3 separate regions of the Mus musculus genome follow, and regions 1 and 3 are each linked to region 2. The links are chromatin loops, found by intact Hi-C in ENCODE. Cell type or tissue: left cerebral cortex. All regions are shown on one strand.

Region 1 (2,500 bases), 80 kb before region 2:
GAAGCTTGGGAGTTCCTCTTCTTACCCTAGCTGCTGTTTCAACATGGAACCAGAGTCCAGTCAGAGGTGGAAGGAAGAGGAAAAGGTAAAAGAAGAAAACAGCTCTCACCACTGCTGGAAATCAAAAGATACCCAGAAAGATTTTCAAATCTATGTGGGGAAGTCTAGCAAGTTTCTGCTTATACATTGAATGCATCAACTGGAACCTACAAGTTAGAGCCCACAGAACATATTTTGAAGATATGAACCTCTTAGGTGTAAATATAAGTAAATATATGTAAGACATTCAACTTTCCTGAACGTGTCTGGTAGAGGCAATCAATGTAGCAATAAATTATGATTATAGACTGAAATACTAAGTATTATAAATATTGCCAATTTCTCCAAAATTGGTATATAAAATAATTTCTAGAAACGGACAAGTTAGTTCTAAAATATAGATACACAAAACAGCCACATATATCCTGGTAGAGTAAGGTGAGAAGTATTGCTCTAAGAATTGTTACAACTTATTCTCTAGTAAGTATGACAGTGTATTATGCAGCTATATAAATATGCCAGTGAGACAAAATAGGTAACTCAGATAACTTGCCTGTGTGCACATTGCCATTCTGGATATGAAAAAGAAGTCCTGAGAGAAGTCAGATGGAAATTGTCCTTTGCTGTATTTTGTTCTTTTGAGCTAGGGTCTCATAGCCCACGATGGCATGAACCAGTGTGTAGCTTAACAATCTGCCAAAAAAAAGGGGGGATTAGCATTTTATATGATCCTCTATGGAAATGGATTCTCTATGTGTAAGTAAACTGTGTTATATAGCTTTAGAAAGGTGAAACAGGAGACTACTATCAGGAAAAACTTTAGAATCGAAGCATCCCACCGGAGAGTATCTTCAGGGAAGAACTTAAGCCACAGGAACACAGTATACATGAAAACACAACCAAACTGACAGTAAAAATCAAGATTTTATTTTCACTGAGAGCGATAGAAGCTCTGAGGAGGAAAACGAGGCAGTAGCTGTTATATAAGATAGAGCTGATGTGGGGGATGGGGTTAGGAGAATGGAATCGATAAAGAAGTGGAAATCAATAAGAAATGATGTATAGAACCTGACAAGGAAAGGGGAGGAAAGCGTGAACAAGCACTTCAGAGAGTAAGGGAATTCTGGTGGGCCGAGCGTAACAAGTCCCTAGGATCTATGTCATGGAGATGTCATTAAAGCACACTGAGATGTCTTTGCCTCCAGATATCCTCAGCAAATAGGCAAACAAAATCCTTGCACATTCAGTAGTGTCTGTCTGTGATGTGCCACTGGCATACACCTTTTAGGAAGTGACCTAGGATGCTCAATGAATCATAACAACAGCTAACCCATGCCCTGTGTCTATTTCTGCATACAAACTCATCAGTCTGCATGCAGGCAGAGAGGTGGTTGTGAGAGGGAGCAACATACTGAAGATTTGACAGGGTGTTTGCAAGATTCTTCCTGGATTGCAGTAAGAGTCACAGGTCTTCAGAGGAAGAGAACACACATACACAGGAGGAGGAGAGAGGCAAAATAAGGAACTGACCATGGGGCCATGGTGGCAGCATGGCCCCACAGTCTGACATTTGTGAGCTGGAAGCAAAGGGAAGATGGAGGTGTAGATTCAGTCCTGATTAAAGGGCATGAAGTCTAGGGAAGCCGATGTTATGTCTTGGTCCAAGGGCACAAGACTGATGTCCCATCTCAAGCAGTTAGGAGAAAAGATACATATAAAATGTCCTTTTCCTTGCTTCTTCATTCCATTCAAGCCTCAATGGCTTGCACCACACAGGAGCACATCTGTGCATGCTTGCATACACACATGCACACACACACACACACACACACACACTGTGCAGGGCAATCTGCCTTATTGAGTCCACTGATTCAAATGGTAATCTTATCTGAAAACACCCCCCCCACACACACACACACACGAGACATTCTGTTTAATCCAACCACATGGCATAGTCAAGGTGACATATACTTTTAGTCATCAGTACACAAATGAGTCCTGTGAAAGGACAGATAGAAGTTATTTTAGCCTTGTAGTGCCATCTGGTTTCTATCACAATTACACAACACCACCGCTGTAGCTGAAAGCAGATATAGATAACATGTAAATGAATCAGCAGTTGGGTGTTCCAATAAAAACCTTATAAGAAGGAGGGAGGGAGGGATAGGACTGAATTCAGCCACGGACCACATTTGCCAATTTCTCTCATCTAAGTAACAATTGTATCTGTTTGCATTATCATTATATATTTTGTGTACTTCTATAAACATGCTATTTTTACAAAAAGAAAATAACTGAGATCCAAGGAAGACTTTTAGCCGCTGTAAGCATCAGGGTTGCAGAGTTAGGAAGCCTGAGAGGGATTTGAGTCTTGCCCACTTGCAAAGTCCTGGGCCTTGGGTAACATGATGTAATCTGCACACTGGACACACTACACCAACCTAATGGGTTTGTGTTGAAG
Region 2 (2,500 bases):
CTCACATGGCCGAGTCACTTGCGTCCAGACCACATTCTCCATTGCTGACTCAGATCTGAACCTCAAGGAAAAATGTCCTTCACACAGAGGACATTTCCAAATCAAAGTGTTTACTGAGGTATAAGATTCAGGGATGTGTGCCAATCACAAATATACAAGTCTTCACATTTTGACAGCATGAAAATTCATAGGAATTTTGCATGCTTGATCAAGAAAGAGAACATTATTTGAGTCATAGGTGCCCCCTATCAGACAACCATTGTGATTTCTAACATTACAGGTGATGACTTCTGCATGCCTTTGGGCTTATATGAGCAGATTGAACACTAATGACTGTGTTTCTGTCTGGCTTCTTTCATTTAGGACCATGTAGTTGTAATTCATTCATTGTCATGTAGGTTTTATTTATTTAAAAGGTTATGACTTTCTTTTTCACTATATAGAAATTGTATTTTGGAACTAATACAAATGGCAGTTGAACATTTTAAAAGATTTTTAGAACTATTATTCTGTGTGTGTGGTGGGGGACTGGTTGGGTGCCACTTGTGTGGGGGTGCCTATGGAGGCCAGAAGATGGTGTGGGTCCTATGAAGTTGGAGTTAGGGGCAGCTGTGAGTAGCCTGGTGTGTGCCAGGAATTAAACTTGGCTCATCTGGAAGGGTTCCAGATATTTTAACTGTGATGTCATCTCTCCAGTCCCAATTATGAACATTCTTGTATTATACCCTTGAATAGAATTGTTACAGATAGTTTTGATACTATATATTAGAAATTATGAAAATAGACACTGGAATAAAACCATGGAAAGACCAGAATCTAACCATGAATGTAGGAAAGAGCAGTGACAGGCCAGCAGATACTCTTCAGTGTCTTTAAGGGGTATATGGAAGAACTCTTTGGGCTGTGTGGAAGAATAGGGATGGGGATAGAGTCAGGGTAAAGCTTCCCAGTGGATGTGATACTTAGGTTACATTTTAAAACATAAAGAAACATTGACCAGGGAACAGAGTGGAGGAAGGACACGGAATAGAATGGGATGTGGATAGGCAATGATGAATGAGAAAGCAAATGGAACCCAGAGCTCTTGTTAGGACAATAGATGAAGGGAAATGTGTGTGGAAAACAGGAGGACTGGGTAGGTGAGCTGGTGTGCTACCTTGAAGGAACTTGCCTGCCACGTATGGAATTGCATTCATTATCCTGAATAAAACAAGAGCTGTGGAAGACTCTAGGGTGATGGGATGCTGTGAGCAGCTCATTCAGTTGCCGTGCAGAGTCAAAGATAGAAGAAGAAAGAGGGTCCTTGAAGATGGTAAGTTACTATATATAAGATGCTTTATTTGGGTAAGTGGAGGAGGAATTGCAGCTTATAGTGGAAACTAGCTGAGGCCTTGAGGAAAGCCTGGCACTGGGCCAGTACCCTCAGTGAAAATCTGGATGGCTTCTGCGGGAACACGGAGTATGTAAGAGTGGGGTAAAGGAAGTGTGTGTGGCGGGGAGCATGCCAAGTTTCAGTGTGCAGAAAATGCACACAGTAAATCACGCAGAAAGCTTTTGGGGCCGGCAGGCCACCTGCTGACAGCTGACTGGTGCATCCAAGGGGCCTCTGCGTGAGAGCGGAAAGGCAAAGCATATGCAATTGGAGGGACCGGCCAGAAAGCAAGCACACTACAGCATGGAGCTGAGAGCAGTGCCAAGCTGTGACAGCAGCTGCCTGTCCACTCAGAAACCAAGGGAGAAGGCTGGGTGGAGACGAGCCAAGCCACATCCCTCCCCGTTCCATGACAGACTCCACAGAGGCTTCTAGAAAAATCTGCATTCCTGTATGTGTGTGTGTGTGTGTGTGTGTGTGTGTGTGTGTGTGTATGCAAAATAGTTTTGCTCCATTTCACTCAGTGTTTACATGTATGTGTAGTGCAGAGGATGTCACATTGTGTAAAAGGTCCTGGAAATGCACAGTAGTTAAGAATTAGGTCTGCAGAACACACATTAGTATAAGGGAAGACACTTGAGTTTTGTAACCAGAACCAGAGTTTGAGATGTGACTTCCTCTTTGGTGACCAAGTAAAGAATATCAAGTCACTACATTTGCTTAGTATTTAGAGTCCTCATCAATAAATAAAGGCTAGAAAATCCCTTCCATATTTTTCCTTACTGCTCTAATTTCCCTCCTATTTATGTGGGACCCAGTTTCTCCATCTTTCATTCCTAGGAAAGCTGACAAAGAATACCAGTTTGACATATGCAGGTATCCTATGTGATGGCTAGTGCTAATTGTCAACTGGAATGATCCAGAATCACTTGGGAGATGGGCTTCTGAGCCAAGATAATGGGACCTTATCTTGACTACATTGATTAAAGAGGGAAGACTCACCCACTACGGGAGGTGCCAGTTCCTGCTAAGTGAAGAAAGGAAGCTGACTAGCCTAGCATGCCTGCACGAGTTGCTCGTGATTTCTAAATATAGATGACGTGTGACCGGCTGCTTCACACCTGCCTT
Region 3 (2,500 bases), 170 kb before region 2:
TTCTTTGTTCTATATTTTCCATGGAAAAATGCAAGAGATTGATTTATTTACTTACTCATCTATCTATCTATCTATCTATCTATCTATCTATCTATCTATCTATCTATCTATCTATCTATCCATCCATCCATCCATCCATCCATCCATCCATCCATCCATCTATCTATCTATCTATCTATCTATCTATCTATCTATCTATCTATCTATCTATCTATAAGACAGGATCTTTCTTGGCTATCCTGGAACTCACTATGTAGATCAGGCTAGCCTGGAATTCACAGAGGTCTGACTGCCACCGCCTCCTGACTACTAGGGTTAAAGTTATGTGCCACCATGCCCTGCTTGGGAGACATTTGTCACTCAACTGCCTTCCAGCCTCTTGACCTTACATTTGAGTTCTTGAATTGAATCTTTGTGTCCAGCAATGTGTGGTAAGTGCTCTGTGGTACACAGTGCAGCAGACCCTCTGCTCTTGAGACACCCATGCAGTCAGTCACATGTGTGTGCACATATAGCACAGCAGAAGAGGAGGGAGGGGGCTTCCCGAGGAGGTATCACTTTCTCATGGTGACAGGTGGCAAGCTGTGGCTAACTTTTTTTTTTTTTTTTTTTTTTTAACTTCCCTTCCTCTGTTCTCACTCTCTGGAAGGAGGAGCAGAATTGAGACGGATGGCCCTAGGTGGAGAACATGAAGGATTCCAGGAAATTGAATAGTGACAGCCACAGTGGCTTGACTGACTAAAGCAGTCAGACTTTGAAACTGGTGCTGCAATTTCCAACCAGGCAGTGGTGGACTCCGCCACATCATCCCGTGGCTTCTCCTGCCTTCTCCATGTCTCTCGCTCAGCATAGTCCTCAACTTCCAGCCCTTTCGGCTAAGTGCTAAACTCCATGCTGTGCCCAATTTGGCTTCAGCCACTTACTGAGTCATGCAAAGGCCTCTGCAAAACCTGTACTGACTCGGATTTTCCTGGCAAGCAGAGATGGGAAGGGAAAGGAAGTCCCCCAATGTGAACACCCAGTAGGTGGCACAGTTTCCTGCAAACTTAGGTTTGTTGGCATTCAGAGCCTGGGCTGTCCTGTTGGAGTTTTGCAGAATGTAGAGGGTTGTGACAGAGGAAGTGACAGATGCCAGAATACCCAGAGGGCACATCTGGGACTTTCCTCAATGCTTACTTGGATGATAAGCTTCCTTTGTTAGAGTTTCTATAGGTCTTAGATGTCCTTGTCATGGAACAGTTTCTACTCCAGCCTCTTGGAGTTCGGAGGGCCCAGGCTGGAGCGGTTGCCTCTTAGTCCTGCCAGCTGTGCCTCTGAGGCTGGAGGCCACAGATAGGCTTTCTGACCAGATCACAGTATTTCAGCCATCTGTCCCATGAAGCAAGCCCCCTTGGAGGTCCAAGAGACTTGATCTTGGATTTGGGAAGATGACATTCTTTTGTGTGGGCAATCCATACATTTGGAAAGGCTGAAGAGATCAAATTTGAGTATATCCTTGGATGAAAATGTATGACCAAGTTTTTATAGAATGGAGGTTTATTGTTTAATTTTTAATTTTATTAAAATAGATTTTTTTCATATAATATATCTTGATTACGGTTTCTCCCCCTTCTACTTATTCCAGTCCTTGCCCACCTCTACTCCTGTATAGATTTACCCTCTTTCTGTCTCTCATTAGAAAACAAACAGGCTTCTAAGAGATGGTAATAAAATAAAATATAATAAGAGAAAACAAAAATAAACACATTGGAATAGGACAAACAAACAGACAGGAGGAAAAGAGCCCAAGAAAGGGCACAGGAAACAAATAAAATACACAGAGACTAACTCATTCTTATACTCAAAAATCCTATTAAAACACAAACCCCAGCCAGGCAGTGGTGGCGCACGCCTTTAATCCCAGCACTTGGGAGACAGAAGCAGGTGGATTTCTGAGTTCAAGGCCAGCCTGGTCTACAGAGTGAGTTCCAGGACAGCCAGGGCTACACAGAGAAATTCTGTCTCTAAAAACCAAAATCCAAAACCAAACCAAAACAAAACAAAAAACAAAAACAAAAACAAAAGAACTCCACAAACCCCAAATCCATAATATAGACATAAGGGACCTGTAGACGAAAGGAAGAGGGACAGGGAAAGGGGGAGGGGCAAAGATTGGGAAACAGAGAGACACAAAGAGAATAAAAAATAAAAATTTAAAAAGATGAGATTAAAAACAGAATAGAAGAGGAAAAGTCATCATGAAACAATGAGCTTCCTCCAAAGATGCCACTGAGTTCATTTCCTGTGGGCATCCACTGCTGGGCATGGAGCCTTAAGAGTAGTGAGATTCCTTTGGAGAAAACTAAATTTTCATTTGCAAGTGGTTGTCTATTGAAGATAGCTTCTGGGTTAGGGATGGGGCGATGTGTCCACTTCTTTCTGCTCTAGGACCCCTGTGTAGTACAGACTCCTGCACATGCTGCCTGTTTCTATGAGTTCATATGCACACTGGCCCCAGTTG

The links. A loop is a pair of places that touch in the nucleus more often than their neighbours do. Peaks named below come from ENCODE experiments on the same cell type or tissue, not always from the same donor. Only the 100,000 strongest peaks of a DNase experiment are listed, where the experiment ranks them.
Region 1: a loop joins it to region 2, with 2.2 times the contacts of the local background. A loop is called at or near these places in 2 of 42 quality-filtered maps.
Region 3: it touches region 2 in a loop (2.2-fold over the local background); 2 of 42 quality-filtered maps call a loop at or near these places.

What each region holds. Positions count from the first base shown.
Region 1 is chr19:26,985,328-26,987,827 of GRCm38, forward strand. No RefSeq gene overlaps it. Among named protein-coding and RNA genes, the nearest start is that of Gm815, 100 kb to the left of the region's middle. In left cerebral cortex, no CTCF peak of the experiment used is centred here; DNase peaks (open chromatin) are centred at 1,374 and 2,070; H3K27ac peaks cover 204 bases.
Region 2 is chr19:27,065,371-27,067,870 of GRCm38, forward strand. No RefSeq gene overlaps it. Among named protein-coding and RNA genes, the nearest start is that of Vldlr, 150 kb to the right of the region's middle. In left cerebral cortex, no CTCF peak of the experiment used is centred here; DNase peaks (open chromatin) are centred at 1,459 and 2,460.
Region 3 is chr19:26,892,081-26,894,580 of GRCm38, forward strand. No RefSeq gene overlaps it. Among named protein-coding and RNA genes, the nearest start is that of Gm815, 7.4 kb to the left of the region's middle. In left cerebral cortex, a CTCF peak has its summit at 1,032 (motif pointing right); a DNase peak (open chromatin) is centred at 865.